2 separate regions of the Homo sapiens genome follow, and region 2 is linked to region 1. A link is a loop called in an ENCODE intact Hi-C map of the cell type or tissue named here. Cell type or tissue: breast epithelium. All regions are shown on one strand. Links, peaks and the distances in the headings refer to the core of each region. The heading gives the core; the rest is flanking DNA.

The links. Peaks named below come from ENCODE experiments on the same cell type or tissue, not always from the same donor. Only the 100,000 strongest peaks of a DNase experiment are listed, where the experiment ranks them.
Region 2: a loop joins it to region 1, with 3.0 times the contacts of the local background. A loop is called at or near these places in 10 of 110 quality-filtered maps.

Annotation. Positions count from the first base shown.
Region 1 is chr5:38,637,491-38,647,709 of GRCh38, reverse strand. LIFR-AS1 (LIFR antisense RNA 1) reads right to left here. Exons shown (of 9, transcript NR_103554.1): 3 at 6,681-6,781; 4 at 3,265-3,360; 5 at 996-1,078; 6 at 275-477. Among named protein-coding and RNA genes, the nearest start is that of LINC01265, 78 kb to the left of the region's middle. In breast epithelium, for the core only: no CTCF peak of the experiment used is centred there; DNase peaks (open chromatin) are centred at 4,930 and 5,442; H3K27ac peaks cover 3,052 bases.
Region 2 is chr5:38,590,305-38,600,523 of GRCh38, reverse strand. It overlaps LIFR-AS1 (LIFR antisense RNA 1), which reads right to left. Exons shown (of 9, transcript NR_103554.1): 2 at 5,455-5,602. It also overlaps a transcript of LIFR not described here. Among named protein-coding and RNA genes, the nearest start is that of MIR3650, 38 kb to the right of the region's middle. In breast epithelium, for the core only: no CTCF peak of the experiment used is centred there; no DNase peak of the experiment used is centred there; H3K4me3 peaks cover 1,287 bases; H3K27ac peaks cover 260 bases.

The DNA.
Region 1 (10,219 bases), core at 1,217-9,216:
GGTCGCTTCCTTCCGGTATCCATGTCCTTGTGTAGTCTCTTCCCACAATGAATAGTGCCAACATGCATAAGCAACAGGACATTGTAGAAATGATGGTATGTGGCTCCCAAGGTTGGGTCACAAAAGACATTGTGGCTTCTGCGTTTCTCTCTCTTGGATTATTTGCTTAGGGGTAAACCAGCTGCCCTGTTATGAGGACTCTCATCACAGCCCTATGGAAAGATTCATATGACCAGGAATTGGGGTTTCTTGCCAACAGACACCACCAACTTACTAGCAATATGAGTGAGCCATCTTGGAAATGTAGTCTCCAGCTCCAGTCAAGACTTCAGATGACTGCAAACTTGGCCATCATCATGTGTACAATCTTGTGAGAGGCCCGGAGCCAGAACCAAGTGAGGGTGCCATTAGGTAAGCTGTTGAGGGTGCCATTAGGTAACCAGGTGCCATTAGGTAAGCTGCTCCTAAATTCCTGATCTACAAAAAGTGCAAAATAATAATTGTTTATTATTGTTTCAAGTCACTAAATTTTGGGTAGTTTCTTACACAGCGATAGATAAAACCTGAACCAGAATTGGAAAAAAAAAATTGATAATATAACATTATAGTGGATACTGTGGTATACTACCTAGATCACTTCTTCAGGGCTGACACAACCATTTCCCAGCTATTGAAAATATTGTTTGTTGACAATACATAGCTATGTCCCTTACTAGAAATTGCCATCTAAGCTGAAGCTATGTCTTATTCAAGATTATGAGCTCCTGCCTGGGGCAGCCTGGGGCCGATGACTGACATGAGGATAAAGAAGTCAAACCCCATTCAATTTGTCCCCTTTCCAATCCTGCTTCCCTCAATTCCCTAAAGTTGTATCTCATGAGTGCTATCCAAAATAAACCTCTGCCTACAACTCTCTGTCTCAGAGTCTGGTTTCCATGCTACCAAACCTAAGAGAGTTGGTATGGTCCTTGGAGACAGGGTATGCAGCCAATTACCTGGTTCGCTTGTCAGGGCATGGGAAGAAAACAATTGAAAGACTGAGGACAAGATTGTCTGCAGAGGAGGCACTGGGATGAACCTATGGGGGTGCACACAAATTGTGAAGATTTTGTTAATGCCCACCAGATAGCATATACTGCAGAAGAGGCGCTAAATAACAAACTGACTTGGCTAGTAGACATCAGGCAGCCTCTTTTCTTTTCCACCCCAGTGCTTACACAGTGGATTCATGAGCAGAGTAGCCATGATGGCAGAAATGAAGGCTCATGCATAGCCCCAACAGCACACTCACAAAAGCTGATTTAACTATGGATGCTGCTGAGTGTCCATCCAACCTGCCAGCAACAAAGGGTAATGGGTTCCCAATATGGCACCCTCACTCAATGAAAGCAACCAGTCTTTTGGTACCAAATCAATCCGTTTGAATCTTTTCAATCCTAGATGGAGGAACAATTCATCTTGACTAGGATTGATACTTATCCTAGGCATGGGCTTGCCTTTCCTGCCCATAAGGCCTTGGCTGTGCTGTCTTGTGGCTCTTCCCTGCCTACATTTAGCGTATACATTCAGGTAAAGCAGCCATAGCCTGAAAAGGACCTGATAACCAGGGCCTTAGATTCCCCAGGGCTGAGGGTCTAGGCACTCCCCCAGACTAGCCACCTAGACCAACGGAAGTGCTGGCTGAGGGTGAGACAAACCCAGAATGAGTGGTAGAGGATAAAGACAATGAGCTTCCATTACGAATGTGAAGGCAGCTGCAGCAGCAAGGCTAGAGCTCATCCCACTGGAGTGTCCAAGTTTTCATAAGGAACAAGACTCACTGGAACCTGAGAGGATCTATGTGGGATGAGGGGATGCTATGGGGCTCTATCAGGGTTCTCTCTTAAGAGGCAATGCACTCATGTTCCAGCTGCTGGGACTCTCAGCTGCTGACAATTCATGACTACATGGCTCACTGGGAATTGCCCTTGGCTACAGAGAACTCCTTCACTTAAGGTTGCACTCTCTCCCAGAGATGGCCAGTGGCCATCTGACTGTGAGGAAACTGACTGATGTGAAGAAACAAAGGCTGGCACATTTGCTTCAGTTAGGACATCTCTGAAAGGCCATCCCAGCTCCCAAGCTTCCCACAGGAAGGGCTGAGACTCCTATTGCAGCTATGTTGTGGATCAGCTTCTGTCTTTGTCCAATCCTGCCTTCCTCAGCTCCTGACATTGTTTCTCCCAACACTCCCCCAGTAAACCTTCTGCATGCAACTCTCTGTCTCAGGGTCTGTCTCCAGGAAACCCAACCTACAAAAAGCTTCCATACAAGGATTTTTAACCTTCAATCAGCACAGCGAAAAAATGCTGCCAGAGAAAAGTCTATGCTCTTCATTGTTAATCCAGTAGATGGGAAAACTAGAAATTGCAAGCTTTGGTTGACCTGACAGTGGTTGCGAAGAAAAAGGGAGCATGTCAGGAAAGGAAGTGACTGGGAACTCTATGTCCACTTTATTCATGGATGGAGGTGTTACAAAGAATAGGGTATCAGGGGTAGGTGTGCTTGATATACCTCAGCTTTTCTGAGGGAGGTAAGCCACATGGAAAAATATCATAGTAAGGCTCTTTGCTCACTAGGTAGGTGACTTTGGTCATTTCATTGTTGCAATCTTTACTGATATACTTGCCAAACAGTGTTTTGTTTGTTGTAATAACTCTAGTTTATTTATTTGTAAATTTCTGAATATAGTCATAAACAACTGACAGTCTCTTTAAACAAGAAATTGTACAATGGAAATTTGATATTTTGCTGGAGAGACTCTGCAAAAGAAATTAGTAGGAATTAGTAGATTGTATGTTCAGAGGGTGAGGGCTCACTGACATGGTGTATTAGTCTGTTCTTACGTTGCTATAAGGACATACCCTAGACTGGGTAATTTATAAAGGAAAGAGGTTTAATTGACTCACAGTTCTGCAGGGATGGTGAGGCCTCAGGAAACTTACAATCATGGCAGAAGGAGAAGCAAACATGTCCTTCTTCACATGACAGCAGCAAGGAGAAGTGCCAAGCAAGTGGGGAAAAGCTCCTTATAAAACCATCAGATCTCATGATAACTCACTCACTATCATGATAACAGCAGCATGGGAATAACTGCCCCCAGGATTCAATTACCTCCCATGGGGCCCCTCCCAAAACACATGGAGATTATGGGAACTACAATTCAAGATGAGATTTGGGTGGGGACACAGCCAAACCATATGGGCATCTAGAGTTTACACTTACCAAGATCAATGTGATCCTTTCATGAAGAACTGATTTTTTCCTCCTCCAAATTGCTTCTCTTCTGTTTGGTTGATGTGCACTTCATTCTTCTCCAACCTGAGAGGAAGGCTGATCATAGGGATTGCCACAGGGGTCCATTCCCTCTAACTCCTGTGGGATTCAGCCCATAGGGAACACAGGCAGATCTGAGGAGTGGGGAGAGTGAGGCTAGGGTATTTTTTCCCCTCTTTCCTCTCTAGTAAGGTGGACCCAGGCTGTCAGCCTCCCTCCATGGCAGACCACACCCCCTGCCAGGCAGTCCCTCCCCGGCCCCTCTTGGCTTAGGGGTGCTAACTATCTTCAGCGACCACTTGCTCCAGGTTACTGCACTATGCCTTAGGGTTTCCCTACACTCTGCCCTGATAGAATGATTCTTCTTGCTGTCTCTTTCACATTTAGGAGACTAAATTCTAGACTCGCTTCTTACAGAAACAAGCGAAGCATCCATGAGCCAATCCCTTCACCAATGTAGGCTAAGAAATTCCTGGGATCTGGCACTCAAAGATTTAAAAGAACTTTGAACTGAATGAAGGAGACAATGTCTCCACCCCATTCCAGTGCTTTATAACCTGTTTCCTTGAGGAAAGTGACAAGGCAGGAGATGTGGGGACAAAAGGATTAGAAATTCAAAGGTGCTCGTGAAGGGAGCGAGTGCACATTAAGACTTGGCATAAGAATGGCAGCAGGCAGAAGCAGGCCCAGGCTGATGGGAGACTGAACAGCAGAACAGAGCAAAGCCAGGAAAAGGGTTTTAAGTAAACTCCTTAAACTCCTGGGAAGCCACAGGACAGATGGACAGTGCAGTGAATGACCATTCTGAGACAGCCAAGTATAAACGGTCCCCGGAGAATCGCATCTCCAATCGGTCTGCGCACTGGGAAAACAGAATGGAGGCATGGAAATTGACCCCGTTTGCAGGAAGGAGGAGCCTGGCCCTCCTGTTCCTGTGTGGTAACCTGGAATTCAATCTGTGAGATGGGGGCCTGTTAACAGGAACCCCTCTCACTTTGCTGAGAGTCTTTTTCCTTTTCGCCCAATAAATTTCATAACCCCATCACCCTTCGAAGTGTCTGCGTGCCTAACTGGTCATGTGACAAGGACCCAGTTTTTAGCTGAACTGAGGAGAAAGTCCTACAATTCCTACCATTCGCTGCCACTCCTTGTTCAGACCTTCTAGTCATAGCTTCCATTGACTGGGTGCCTCCCATGTCCCAGGCATGATGCATTATACTCATTGTCTCCTTTCATCCTCACACACAACAACCTTGGCAGGACACAGAAAGGTGGTGTGAGGAGACGAGCCGAGCTACTTGCCCAAGGACCCAGGGCCCCCTAAATGACAGAACCAGGATGCCAACCCTGGGACTTCCTCACATAGTTAATCTCCCTTTTCTAAAACAGAATTTGGCCTGGCCCTAAGGATACCTGTCCAGGCTGGAGTGAACACTGAGTTTTCACTACTTCCTCTCATCTCTCAGAAATCACTGAAGCAGGCCCAAATTCGTGGTTAGTCCAATAACAACCCACTCTATTTGAGCCAAAAATTATAGCAGGCCAGGTCCTGGGTCAGGGAGCTCATTTCCTTCTCTGCCCTCTCTCCACCTTGTCCTTCCTGCCCAGGTGTGAATCTTTCCCCAGAGCCAGGCCCACACCAGAATAAGCCCTGGGAAGCAGGAGAGTGGGACATGGCAAGGTATTTGTCTCTGTGTGTGGGATTGCACTGGGAGAGGAGGACGGAGGGAAGGCATTCCTCATGCAGTAAACAGCCCAGACCAATTTGCACCCCAGCCACTGAGCCTTAATCTTTTCATGATGCTTTGCATATTTATAACCAAGATTCCTATTGCTCTGGTACAAACAAGATTGCAATCAGCCTGCCAACAGATTCTCTTTAAACTGTCAGTCTTTATGGAGAAAAAACAGTCACTGACATTGAATGCCCTTTAAACAAGCCCCCCTTATTCTCCTTAGCTGGAAGACAGTACGCAAGCTTAGTCCTAAGAAGAGAGGGAACTTGTTTCCTTTAAACAGCCCCTGCCCAGGTTTTCTTCAGTTTGGTTAGAGCAGCCTCAACTCCTTTTAAACGCCTTGCTTAGCGGACGCCAGCCTGCTTGAGCTGCGCCTGCAGATGCCAATTTCAGCTGCCACATTTAATTTTCATGTCCTGAGGGCCTCCTTTGCTTTTTCTCATTCCCTTAAATGAATAAAAATAACTAAGGAGCATGGAGCACATGACCCTGATTCAGTGTTCAATCTTTTGCTACAGATATGTTTGCCCACGTCCAGTCCTATTTGTTTTAAAGAGAAGATGAAGCAGAAAAAGGGGACCTGTCACATCTCTGTTTCCCAGATCCTTAGAGCCTAAATACAGCTGTGAGTTAGGACAGAAAAAGTTAGTTTCCTTATCTAGAAGCCAGACATGTGTACTAGTGGCAGAAGCATGTTCTACTTTGGTTCTACTGTGAAAAGAACCAATGGAAAGAAAAAACCTAACTAACATGGACGGATTCCTTACTCGACTTGGTGATGCGGACCCTAAGGTCCCACCAGCACATGCTGATGTGACTCAAGGGCTGAAATAAAGGGGACAATGCTTCCTCGTTGTCTTCAATGGAAGAGACATCTGGGATTTTATTTTATTTTATTTTTTTGAGATAGAGTCTCACTCTGTCACGCAGGCTGGAGTGCAGTGACGCCATCTCAGCTCACTGCAACCTCTGCCTCCTGGGTTCAAGCGACTCTCCTGCCTCAGCCTCCAAAGTAGCTGGGATTACAGGCGCATGCCACCACACTCGGCTAATTTCATCTGGGATTTTAAACTGGACTGAAAAAAAATCCTGACTTCCAGCAGGTCTTTCTTAGGGCCAAAAGAGTGCTACTTAGAAGTAGGATGGGCCATGAGACTCCCTTTAGTACCCTCAGAAAGACCCCAAAAGAAACCCTTGTGGGTTTCTCACCAGCCCTCACCCCAGGACTAAGACTATGCCAAGCCCAGCCGTGAACATTGTGATCCTTTCTATGGTCCTTTTAGGGACTGTTTTGGGAGAGGCAGAGTCAAAGAGTGCATTGCAGCTGCTATTCTTATTCCTTTACCCAGCCAACCCTTAGTCGCCAGCATTTCTCAAACCATAGTTTAGCTGTGAATGCCCGAGATTTTCTTCTTGTCCTAACCACAGTAGTGCTGGTGGTCATGCTGCTTTCTGGCACAGCCAGGCAGGAGGCCAGCCACCTCAGAGCCTCAGGGAGGAGGGAGGGGAAGGATGCCTTCCCCTGGGGCCCAGAAGGGGCTGTGGGTACCAACTGCCTGGACACTCAGGCTGGAATCAAGCTGAATACACTGTAGGGAGGAACTGAAAGATCCGGGCAGGGGAACATACTCCTCAATCCAGACCAATGTTTTCAAAGGCCTCCATTTTGTGAAGGTGTTGTCATCAAAGCTTGCCTTTCTCTTTATAAATGAACTCATTTGTGGAAAATTCTGGAAATAAAGAAAAGGAGAGAGACAGAGAGAGGGAAAGAAAGACAAAATCATTCTTTTCAATGCCAGTTATTGAATGTACCCTACAGTTTCAGAGCTTTAGTCTCTCACAGAAATTCTTCTATAGTTGTTACCAACATTTTGGTCCCTCACATCTGCTCTTTAAAATGCTAGGATAGCAGTCATGAAACTCCTTGGTCCTCTCAGAGATGTGCAATTGAGGGAAATAAATTCAATTTCAGCCACTGGGTGGTATTTAGTGAGCACGTGATCAGCCTTGTACTGGGAACTCACAAGAATCTTCTCTCTTTCTTGGAAGAGAGAAGAATCTTCACTCTTTTTGGAAAGCAGAAGATTCTTCTCTCTTTTTGGAAGACAGAAGAATCTTCTCTCTTTTTGCATGTGAAACATTAGAAATGACTTGAAGTTCATATATTAATAAGGCTGGTGGATACAAGATACAGTAAAAAAAAATTTAGTTAGCAAAATAGAATTGTTGGGTGGGGCTTGAGAGAAGAAGGAATTGGAGCAGAGAACTGCATGAAATACAAGGAGAAGTTCAAGATTTTGAGTGAATTGTGTATATCATACTTATTAGCACTTCCTTGTCTTAGAATCTTCTTTGCTCCTTACACACACACACACACACTCTCTCTCTCTCTCTCCCTCTCCAATGCCCTTTCCTCATTCCTCCCTTTACTGAAAGCTGACTCATGCTTCACAGCTTAGCTTAACCTCTGTCTTCTTCATGTAGACCTTTTCAGCATCTCAGCCCACGTTGATTCCCCTTCCTGGAAACTCTCCTTCACTTAGAGTCAATATCATTCAGTTAAGTACTTAGTCGATTTCTATTTGTTTCAAGGGTGTGTTTGTCTTGCTTGGTAAAGGATAAGGCTCTTAGGAGAAGGATCATATGTTCCAGTAGGATCAGACATGGGGAGATACAGTGGAGCCACTTTGCAAACACTGGTTTAATGGATGAAAGGTTCGGTTCAGAACCTTGTTTCTCTGGGAACATTATCACCAAGAGTCCTCATCTGGGCAAGCGTTTTGTTCCTTGGCCATTTCATCAGTGCCACCACACAGGCTGCCTCATACTCTTAAATGGCTCTTCAGTGTTCTGTTTCCAGCACAGTCGGGGAGATTATGTTAGTTTCTTGCAAAATGTTTGAGAGGAGTTTCATTGTTCTTAGAAGGCAGAGAAGAGCAATTGGCCCACTTTTCTGTACTTTACACATGAAATATTTGTTTAAGCTGTGATAAAAAGCCAAACTTGGAAAGTGCTGCTATAAACTCAGAGTGCAAATGAGGGCCAGTCTAAGGGTGATCAATTCAGCTAATATGCAATAGATTCAGCTGCCACCTCCAGAAGAGCCAACATTAGTTAATCAGTATATGGGCAATCCAGGACGTTTGTTCTGGCTGAGGTCCCACCTGTTCTCTCTTTTTAGCATTTTGTGTTTCTAAGATTTCTTCCCCAGGAGGGATGAAGGAGAGGCAAGAGGATTGAGAAAAGAAGACAGTGAACAAAGACAATGTTGTTGGTAACCCAGCCCTGCTAGAGACTTGGTGGAGTGAAGGTGAAAGTCGATGCTCATAACAAAAGTTCTGGGTTTAGGATCACCTCAAGATTTAGATCTATGTCAGCCATACCCCTACTGACTGGGAAATGCACAGAATGTTAGTCTGAAGGCAAAATGGGCCATGTGCAGTCATTGAAACACGCCTGCTGTGGTATGAATATTTGTCCCCTCCAAACCTCATGTTGAAATTGGATTCCCAATGTTGCAGGTGATTCTCAATGGGAGGTGTTTGGGTCATTCGGGCAGATTTCCCAAGAACAGATTAATACCGTTTGTTTCAGGAAAAACTCTCCGAAACTGCATTTTTCCTCTGATTTTGTTATGGTAGCTAGCTAGCCAGGCATGAGCAGGCAGAAGAGGGCTCCTCCTGACCCACCAGGAATGTCAGATGACCATCAGGTGATGGTCCGGCAGTTGTCACACTACCTCTCTAAAAATGATAATTGGTTGCAGGTGCAAGGGAGAGGCAATTTCACAACAGATGAAAACATTTGAAATTGGTAACCAGCAGCTCAGGAATTGGGTGAGTAGGCTCAGGCATGCGCATTAAGAGACAAAATGGTGGAGTATGACCTTCTGGGAGCATTCCACTGGAAAAGAGAAGAATGCCACAGTCAAGAATTTGAACAACTCCAGTAAACACGCTGAGCATGCTCACCTCTCAAGTATTAGCAGGCCACTGTGCATGCGGGTGGCCCACCCTAAGGGAATAATCATGGGAAAAAGGACACAAGACCCCGGGAGTATGCCAACCTATAAAACCCCAAGTCAAAAGGTCAAATGTCCCATTTGACCTCCACAGCACCCACTTGAGTCTCTTCCAAGTGTACTTTCCTTTCTTTCCTGCTCTAAAGCTTTTTAATAAACGTCCTCTCCTGCTCTGAAACTTGCCTCAGTCTCTTTCTCTGCCTTATGCCCCTCAGTTGAACTCTTTCTTCTGGGAAGGCAAGAATTGAGGTTGCTGCAGACCTGTACGTATTTCCCATCAATAACCCAGATATTCGCCACCCCTAACACTCTCACACCACCACAACAATCAACACACTGAAGACTTCTGTGACCAAAGGTGTGGGAGTTTCTCCCCACCACAAAGCAGTGAACACCAGTTGGGTGTCAAGTCCAACACGATCTACCTGGAGATAGTATCAGATCCCATAGGTTGAGGGCTCAGTCCCCAGGACTGCTGCCCACTCCACCACACACCAGTCACAAGACCAGGCCTCCACAACTTCTGACTGACTGGCTTCAAGTTGCAATTCCCATTTTGGGTTCAATTAATTGCTGGAGCAGCTCACAGCACTCAGGGAAACACAATTAGTGGTTTATTGTGAAAGATATTGCACAGGATACAGACGAAGAGCTGGGTAGGGCAAGGTATGCGGGAAGAGGCACGGGTTCCCATGCCCTCCAGAGGTATGCCAGCCTCCAGGAATCTTCACGCGTTCAGCTGTCCGAAAGCCCTCTGAACCCAGTGGTCTTGGGTTTTTAGGGAAGCTTTATGACATCAGCATTTCTTCCCTGCGGGTGTAAGGTGGGACTATCTCAGGGGAGGGTCTTAAGTCCCACAGTCAGAAAGGTGAGGAATATTAGAGTCCTGTCCTGGGGCAGTGAAAAGAGGGTAAGAGACAGATGCTGTTTCTGAACACACCCAACATTTTAACAAAAGATTATAAAAAGGGCTATGTGAGTTATGAGCCAGGGACCATGGATGAAAGCCAGTATATATTATATATACCTATATAAATATATATGTATAAAAACACCACAGGCCACACCCTTGGTTTTTGTTTGTTTCTTTAGAGACGGAGTCTGGCTCTGTCGCCCAGGTGGGAGTGCAGTGGCATGATCTTGGCTC
Region 2 (10,219 bases), core at 2,220-10,219, 48 kb after region 1:
AACAGGCCAGTAGATTTGGCAATGCAGAAGTTATAGGCAACTTGCCAAAGAGACATTTCAGTCCTGTGATGCTGGCAGAACCCAAATAGTTAAAACTAAAGGAAGTAAAGACAAAAGGAAAGCTGTGGTGACAAAGAGTCAAACTCTGTAGAGTATTTGAAGAGATTTATTCTGAGCCAAATATGAGTGACCAATGGCCCAAGATACAGCCCTCAGAAGATCCTGAGAATATGTGTCCAAGGTGCTTGGGGTACAGCTTGGTTTCATACATTTTAGGGAAGCATGAAACATCAATCAAACACATGTAAGATGTACACTGGTTCAGTCTGGAAAGGTGGGACAACTGGAAGCAGGGGGTTTCCAGGTCATAGGTAGATTAGAAGATTTTCTGATTGGCAATTGGTTGAAAGAGTTAAGTTATTGTCTAAAGACTTAGGAATGTCTGGGTTAAGATAAGGGATTGTGGAGACCAAGGTTTTATCATACAGATGAAGCCCCCAGGTAGCAAGCTTCAGAGAGAATAGATTGTAAAAATGTTTCTTATCAGACTTAAAGAGTCTGTTCTATCAGTATTTCTAAAAGGGAGGAAGGTACAATGAGGCATGTCTGACCCTCCCTTCCCATCATGGCCTGAACTAGTTTTTCAGGTTAACTTTGGAATGCCCTTACTGAGAGGATGAGGCCATTCACATGGTCAGAAGGTTTAGAATTTTATTTTTGGTTTACAGCTATTTCCAGAAGTTTAATGATGGAGGGAAAAGGTTTAATTAATTTGTTAATTAAATTCTTAAGCATCTTTAAAATTTTTTAAAGTACCTAAAGCTGTCCCCAACACCAAGGAGTCTGTAAACTAATTGAGAAGATAAGCTATAGATTAAAAAAGTAACTGAAAATGCAAGACAGTGGGAGATTATTTGGCACTTTCCATACTCAGCCGTGTTTCCACTCCACACTTTTATCCCTCTCTAATTTCATTCACTCTCACAGCTTCAAAGACCACCTGTAACATAGGCCCTATGTACTAATGATGACTCCTGAACTGTGCCTTGGGTCCTGACCTTCCCGCTGATCTCCAGGTTCTCAAGGTCTATGCTTCAAACTGCACCCTGAGGACTTCCATCTCAACTATTATCATACCCTGTGGATTCTGTAACTGAGCCAGTGACCCTTTCAGTAATGGTGCCAGAAAGTCCAGTTTGGGGTCACTCTATTGAAAATGCATATCTTAGCTCTAGGACTTTAAGGCAATGGGTTTCAAACTGTTTCCTGGAGAGCTAGGTGCTGCCTTTGGTTTATCCTATAGATGTCAGAATGGGAAACACTTGTATTTATAAAACCCTTATCCCTGACTCACTTTCTGTCTTTACTCTTTGTTTTTTCTGTGACTCATTTCTAAGTTATGCTCTTTCTACTGGTAACAGCTCCTGGGGGAAGCCTGCTCATTCTCTTTTCTGGCCATAGGTCTAGATAAGGTTTAGGACCCAGAAGAGGGCATAGAAGAAGGTTATACCCATTCCTCAACTGAGAAATCCATGCACTTTTCTACAAGATAAGGATAATCATAGCTATCTCAAAGGAGGTTAAGTGGATGAAAGGAGATAATGAGTGCAAATTATCTTATGGTTTTAACCAATATTTATTGAGGTTTCAGTATGCACCAGGCATTGTGCTAGGCATAGAAGCCTGCCTAAGAGTTCCTTACGGACAAGGAAGTAAATTATTATAGCAAAGTGGGAACAATGCTACAATAGGAGTAAGATACATCCTATGCTAGGGGAAGTGCAGAAAAGGGGTAAGCAGCCCAGTGTTGAGGAAGTTAGGGCAGACCTCGTGGAGGAGCTGAGAAGGAGTAGCAGTTAGCCACTTGAGGGGTGTCAGGGGAAGGGGCAGGAGCGGGTGATGCAGGCCTGCAGAGAAAAAGCTCAGTGGGTTGGGAACAGCTATCAGTGATTCACTATGGCTGACACTAGGAATGTTAGGTAGAATGTGGCAGGAGCCAGATTGAAAGTGTGCCTTTTGGGAGGCCGAGGCAGGCGGATCACCTAAGGTCAGGAGTTTAAGACCAGCCTGACCAACATGGTGAAACGTCATCTCTACAAAAATACAAAAATTAGCCAGGCATGGTGGTGCATGCCTGTAATTCCAGCTACTTTGGAGGCTGAGGTGGGAGAAATGCTTCAACTCGGGAGGGGGAGGTTGCAGAGCACCGAGATTGCACCATTGTACTCCAGCCTGGGCGACACAGCGAGACTCCCTCTAAAAAGAAAAAAAAAAAAAATAAATAAATAAATAAAAAAAAAAAAAAAAAAAAAGAGGTGCCTTAAAATACAAGGATATTTCTATTTTATCCTGAAGGCAATAAGAAACCAGTCATAGCCATGGAGTCACTGCCATAGATTTGTTTCTTAGAAAGATCCCACCATGTGAATCCTGGATGCAGCTGGGGAAAGTGGGTGAATTTCTAGAGTCTAATCAGTGTTTCTCAACCTTTTTTTTTCTTATTATCACCTCCTAAGGAGCCTTTTTAGACATTATTTTCCCAAGCACCCCACCAATCCCCATGAAACTTGAATACCCCAGAAATGCTGTCTATGTCCTTATGCACTGTATGTGCTTTATGCATAAAATAAATAACTTTCTTGCTCCATGCACCCCCACTCAACAACCAACTTTCACCTTCTGAGGACTGCTAATGTGAAGTCCCTCTAGACTAAGCCCATGAAATACTTGCCCCTTCCCTCCCCACCACTGCCACGCTCCGTCTCCAGCTGGTCATCTACCAGCATCCTAGCTGGATTCCCTCTCCGTCACTCCAGCACAGGGGTTCTCAACCTCTGCATTTGGGGCTGGATATTTCTTAGTTGTGCAAGGCTGTCCTGTGCATTGTAGGATACTGAGCAGCATCCCTGGCCTCTGCCTTTGGATGCTAGTAGCACTACCTCACCCAGTTGTGACAACCAAAAATGTCTTCAGACATTGCCAGCATCCCCTAATTGAGGCCCACTACTTTGGTGCTTTAGTCCCTAGTTTGTCTACTCCCACAAGCAATATGTGCAATTACAGTGACTAATTTTTCCTCCCCAGAGAGATGGCACCCCTGGGCTAGAGGGATGCTAGGAAGGAAAAGTCCTTGTCCTTTTGGCATCCTCTCACCCCACGAGCTACTTCTGTGTCTTTTCTTTATGTAACACTGAACTCTCCAGCTCAGGCCTCCAGGTCCTAAGTTCATAATCTCATTACAACTAATCCTGTTTACGGCCATTCTCTTGGCAGAACAATCTTGTCTGGACCAAGGCTCTTTCCTCACCACCCAATGTTCTTGTTGCTCCATTGTTCCTGGGGACTGTGGCCTGGCTGAGTATAAGCTTTCATTGATAGGGTTTATCCTGTTTACAGGGAGTCTGCAGAAGGGCCTCATCAAATACTTCCATCCCTTCCTTCAATAAATGGCTCCCTTTGATCTGTGCAAGGCACAACTTTGTTTATCAGAAGCTGGGCTTCCTCTAGCTGATGATGGGGACATCCTGTCCCAGAAAGGCTCCCCAAAATAACACCTTCTGAATTTCAGAATATTTTCAGGTTCCTCTATTTTGGAAGCATTTTTTTTTTTTCTTGCATGCCATTTCTTATGGCAAGCAAAGAAAGGAGCTGATTTTGCATTTTGAAGCCCAAGGTAACACAAAGTTGAACAGGTCACCGCCAAAAATGAGGAAAGGACAGTGTTGATAATAATATAAACATTTGGAACCAGAACAATATACAAGATTAGGGTTGACCAGGTGTGATCGTTTTTCATATTGTCAATTTAAAACTGGAAGTTATCTAACAAGGTGAAAAAGAGGTCATGGGTGTTAGTCATCTATATGACAGGATGGTAGAAGCTAGCTGAATTATGTGGATGAATGGTAAGGGCGATTTTACACTGTCCGAGCCAGGTAAAGAGCTCTATTTACAGCAATGGTTCTCAAAGTGTGGTCTCTAGTCCAGCAGCATGACCTGGAAATGTTTTAGAAATGTAACTTCTCAAGCCCCATCCCAGATAGTGAATTGGAAACTCTGGAGGTGGGGCCCAGGCACCTGTAAGCTCACAAGCCCTTTAAGTGATGTGATTCTCATGCTTGCTAAAGTTTGAGAACCTCTGATCTGCCCCAATAATCTTCAAACTTCGGTGTACACAAGAATCACATAAGAAGCTAAAATGCAGATTCCCAGATCCCATACCTAACGATGCAGATTCACTTGGTCTAGAGTGGACCCAGGAAAGTTTGCATTGCTAATAAGCAGCCCAGGGTGATTTGGGTGCAACTGGTCCATGAATCAAGCTTCGAGGAGCATTGGCCTATATATAAAGGAGTGGTACAAATTGTCCATATTGCTCCAGTCTTATTCTAAAGAGGCTCCCTCCGTGGCTAAGAATGAGCCAGTATCACAATTCATCTTCCCTTCCCAGTCATCTCATGAAGCAGGCTGCTAAGATTACCTATTGTGGGCCGGGCGCGGTGGCTCACGCCTGTCATCCCAGCACTTTGGGAGGCCGAGGCAGGTGGATCACGAGGTCAGGAGATCGAGACCATCCTGGCTAACACGGTGAAACCCCGTCTCTACTGAAAAAATGCAAAAAAATTAGCCGGGCGCGGTGGCGGGCGCCTTGTAGTCCCAGCTACTCGGGAGGCTGAGGCAGGAGAATGGCAGGAACCCGGGAGGCGGAGCTTGCAGTGAGCCGAGATCGAGCCGCTGCACTCCAGCTTGGGAGACAGAGCGAGACTCTGTTTCAAAAAAAAAAAAAAAAAAAAAAAGACCTATTGTGGTTTTCAGGATTACTCTAATACTAGAAGGTTAGATTGGCCCCATGGATTCCTTTCACACTGACATCTGAAACACACTGCTGACTCCTAACCTGGGTTGGACTCATGCTGCTGGCCTGGAGGCAAAAGCTTTTTATCCCATTACTAGTTCCTTGAACCACAATCCAAGACACAATTTGGTTTTCCCAAGAGTTTTGTTTTGCACTGCTGATGCATTCCAGTCATTGTTGTGATGCATTTCCTTCTCCTCTTTCCCTCCAGTCCCTGGGCAATGCCACACATGTATATATAGCCTCCTAGTGTGAACTTACTCAAATCCTAACCCTCTCTCCCAGAACGTGTCTCTGCTGCAAGGCACCGGGCCCTTTCGCTCTGCAGAACTGCACTTGCAAGACCATTATCAACTCCTAATCCCAGCTCAGAAAGGGAGCCTCTGCGACTCATTCATCGCCCTCCAGGTACAGCACTGCTGGGGTTTGCTTCCTTCCTTCCTGGCTTTGTGTCCCATGTCCCCTTAGACCTGTCCCCCCTTTAGATTTCTTTTCACTCTGCTTTAATACCAGTTGTGAGGGTCTCTCAGGGCTCTGACCTTACCTCTTTGTCCTACAAAAGTGTATTTCTTGTGTGGTTTCCTGTGACCTGTACTTACCCAGACTTTCTCCAGTCAATCCTTGGCATCCTACAGAGATGGTCTTCCTCAGTCTTCAGTCTCTGTAACGATACCAGCCCTTGTTTAGAGACCCAGAGTAGAAATGGTCACTGTATACAGTTGTACAGTTTCTGCACCGCACAGACACCTGAGGAAGAGAGCAAGTGGTTAGGAAAATCCAGCTTGCACACTGCTCACCAAGATGAATGCCTGAAGCTGCTCTGTGGAAACCTAGAGGAAGGTACATTGTTTCGCTTTTTTTCCATGTCAGATATTGATAGAATCACATATAACTACATTAGATTATCAGCTAAAACCAGATTAGTGTGTTTTATTGTCATGTCATTGTGTATGTGAACATGAAGACTTTTAGAGTGCCTGAAAATATTTTATGAGAAATAGTTAAATAGCTTCCCTTTTTATTTTTCATTACTAGACCTTATTTCTTAGAGCAGTTTTAGGTTTATAAAAAGCCAGAGCACAAAGTACAGAGAGCTTCATATACCCCTGCCCACCCTGTCCACCCCACTCCCAGTCTCCCCTGTTAGTAACATCTTATGTTAGTGTGGTACATTTGTTGCAATTGATGAATCAATATTAATAGATTAGTATGAACCAAAGTTCATGGTATACATTACTATGTATACTATGTATACTCTTCGTGTTGTGCATTCTATGGGTTTTGACAAACGTGTGATGACATATATGCACCGTTATAGTATCTTACAATAGCTTCATTGCTATTGCTAAAACTCTGCTGTGCTCCATCTGTTCATCCTTCTTTTCTTCCCTGCCTTCTCCAGGCCCTGACAACCACTGATCTTTTAACCATCTCCATCGTTTTGAGGAAAGTACACTTTTTTCTTTGCACAAAGAACTGTCTACTAGCCAAAACCACAGGATGCTTCTGCCCAGAGGAACACCATTTAAAAAAACATGCGCAAAGGTTTTATCGCAGCCAGCCAATGCCTTGAATCCAAGCTCTAACCCAATTCAAGACCTTTCCCTGGATCACGTCCGTGTGTCCTGTCTCTCTTGTTTCCCCTTATCCATCTAGCATATACTTTTCCTGGTAAACGTTTCTATTTTTTTCTGTTTAGGCTGCTGTAACAAAAATACGATAGTCTGGGTAGCTTAAACAAAAATCATTTATTTCTCACAGATCTGTAGGCTGGTAATTCCCAGATCAAGGCACCAGGCAGAATCAGAGCCTGGTGAGCACCCACTTCCTCGTTCTTAGAGGACCGTTTTCTTATCATGTCTTCACATAGCAAAAGGGACAAGGGAGCTGTCTGGGGTCCCTTTTATAAGGGCACTAATCTCACTCATGAGGCCTCTACCCTCACAATCTAATCACTTCCCCAAGGCCCCACCTGCTAATGCCATCACATTAAGGGTTAGGATTTTAACATATGAATTTGGGGGAGACATAAACATTCATTCTGTTGCAATTACCTTATGTGCCCCTCTCATCTACCCACCCGTCTATCCCCCTCCTCTTCTCTGATGCATCTTCTATGTCAGCCCTGTCTGAAAGCATTTTCTGCAATGATGAGAATATTCTACACCTGTGTGGTCCAATATAATAGCCACTAGCTGCATGTGGCTATTGAGCACTTGAAATGTGTCTCATGTGACAGAACTGAATTTTTAAGTTACATTTCATTTGAATAATTTAAACTTAACTCCATGTGGCAAGCAACAATTGTATTAGACAGCATAGGTTTAAGTTTTTACCTATGCCAGATTCCCCATTCTAACAGAATTCATTAACATCCCCCCCAGTTTCATACTGGACATCTTCCCCTCCCCTGCCTTTTTTATGTTTTTTGTTTGTTTGTTTTGTTTTGTTTTGTTTTTTGGTTTTGAGACAGAGTCTAGCTCTGTCACCCAGGCTGGAGTGCAGTGGCTCGACCTCGGCTCACCGCAACCTCCGCCTCCTGGGTTCAAGGGATTCTCCCGCCTCAGCCTCCTGAGTAGCTGGGATTACAGGCGTGCACCACCATGCCTGGCTAATTTTTGTAATTTTAGTAGAGACAGGGTTTGACCATGTTGGTCAGGCTGGTCTTGAACTCCTGGCCTCGTGATCTATCCGCCTCGGTCTCCCAAAGTGCTGGGATTACAGGCGTGAGCCACCACGCCCAGCTGCTCCTTCTCCTTGATTCTTTCCTGGCTAATCAGGAAAGATACAATTGTTCCTGACCCCATTGCTGAAATAGTCAGCTACTATGTCCGTCACATTTATTACCATTAAATTTGCAAATATATGTACAACCATTATATATCCATACAAACTAAAAATAGTTTTAAAAGTATTAGTTTAATTTAATTAAACTATTAGTTTTTTCTAAAAAAATAGAAAAAATGTGCACATATGGTGCCGTCTCACGTAACTTTTTTTTTTTTTTTTTTTGAGACGGAGTCTCGCTCTGTCGCCCAGGCTGGAGCGCAGTGGCGCAATCTCAGCTCGCTGCAATCTCCACCTCCCAGGTTCAAGCATTTCTTGTGCCTCAGCCTCCTGAGTAGCTGAGATTACAGGCATGTGCCACCACACCTGGCTAATTTTTTGTTTTTAGTAGAGACAGGGTTTTGTCATGTTGGCCAGGCTGGTCTCAAACTCCTGGCCTCAGCTGATCTGCCCACCTCAGGCTCCCAAAGTGCTAGGATTACAGGCGTGAGCCACTGTGCCCAGCCTTACATAATGTACTTAAAATTTCTTTAATTTATGAAGCTAGTTGATGTTGCTTGTCTATACCTTTTAATTCTTTCCTCTTTTTTTTTCTTAAAGAAATTTCCAATTTCTTTAAAATTTTCTGTTTAAAACTCTATACTCCCAGAAAACAGAGTAGAGTTACATAACTAATGCTTTATTTGGCAAAAACTACAAGGCCATAGTTAGTGGGCTAATATATGTCAGTTCAGATGATTGTGGCACCACCTTTAAGGCATGAAAAGGAGAGAAGGGAAGAAATAATAACACCAAAAGAAATTAAGAGTTTAAGTCCAAGAGTCAGCATGGAGTGGAGTTAAGGAACTATGGATTGTGGTTCTTGGGAGGCTGGAGTTAGTGGTAAGCATGTCTGTGCCACCAACCAGTCCAGGGCATTGGTGATATCACTGAATCTCTCAGAGACTCAGCTCTCTGCTTCACAGCATGCAGGTTTTCACTAGACCCTCCAATTTAAGGTGTCTTCTAGATCAAAATGCTCTTTAGGTCAAACACAGTCTTAGGAATAACTAGGAAAGTTGAAACAAACTTTCGTCACACAGACTGTTTCACATTATCCCACCTCCTGTCACCCCCTTCTCCCACCTAGCAATGTTTGTGACGAATACACCAACTTTCCTGAGGACAAGAGCAAAACAATATTTTAAGAAACAACAAAACTCAGTTTAGAGTGAGTCACTGGGCCTGACCATGGTGGCTAAACTGACCACAAAAGTTTGTGAATAGTCTATATGGTGTCCTTCAAACATCTGCACAAACCTTTTATTTCCAGTGCTTTGAACAGAAATAAACATAGTCATTAAGCCAAATTCTACATTCTACAAAACAGATGAAAAGTTAAAGCATAACGTTAAGTCCAAAACATTAGTGTGGAGTCCTCAGCTGAATACCTCTTGCCTGCATGCCCATGTGAGCAGTCAGTTAAATGCCTGGTGTCTGTTATATGAGCAGTGGGAAATCTTTGCATACAAAAAAGTGTGAGTTGTACTAAAGTAAAATCAGTATTCTGGATCCCTTAATGTGCACATAATTACCACTTAGGCTTCTAAGCGAAATGATTTGCTAATGGCAACTAAAATGTGACATGGCCCAGAGTGAAAAAATTGATTCATAACTTGGGAAGGTTTGACTAGATTGCCCTTAGGCAAGTGCCTAGAGGGCTTTCCTGTCTCTCCCTAAACCTTGCTTCTGCAGTTCCAATGTACAAAATAGGGATAGGGTTGTTGTGAAGATTAAATGAAACTAGGGCAGGTCTTCTGGACAGATACTATTACAGTGCTGCAAGCCCTTCCTTCAGAATCCTTGGCACCATTACAGTTCTACATTTATTTATATCATCATTTGACTACTGTCCCTCAGCTGACTGTACATTCCATAAGGACAGGATTTATGTCAACTTTTTCTCAACATTGCTTCACCACCTCCTCATAGAACCTGGCATATAAAAGGGAGTCAACAACAATCTTTTGAATGAAATGTGTAAGTCATTTGCAGTCACTGGTGTCAGATCCCCGGGTTTGAATGCTGTGTGCTTGGACAAGTAATGTTTCTGCCTTTGTCTTAGTTCCTGCTTTCTATAAAGGGGAGATAATAATGGTATCTACTTGACTGAATAGTTGTACAAATTTAGTGGGATAATACTTGCAAAGAGCTTGGAACAGTGTCTGGTACATAGTGAGGACTCAATACATGCTAATGAATTTTGATGATGATGATGGTGGCGGTGGACATGCAATAAGCTCTTCATAAATAATAGCTCTTCTTCTAATTGTTATTCACGGTCATCATTGAAACAGTATTTGCCTCTTGATTATCAGTCATAGGTGGTCCTTAGTTACCTAAAATATCACAGGACCACTGCTTTACCTTTCCATGTTATGCCAGGCACAGACAACAGAGGCAGTGTCAAAGGAGATACCCAAATGATGTTTACAATGGTACACGGGTCTCTAGGGTCCAAGGAAAAGTTACCAAGTATTTTCCCACCTCCCTACTTTCATCTCCCTCTTACTTCCCAGTCCCTTCCCCCCATGCTTG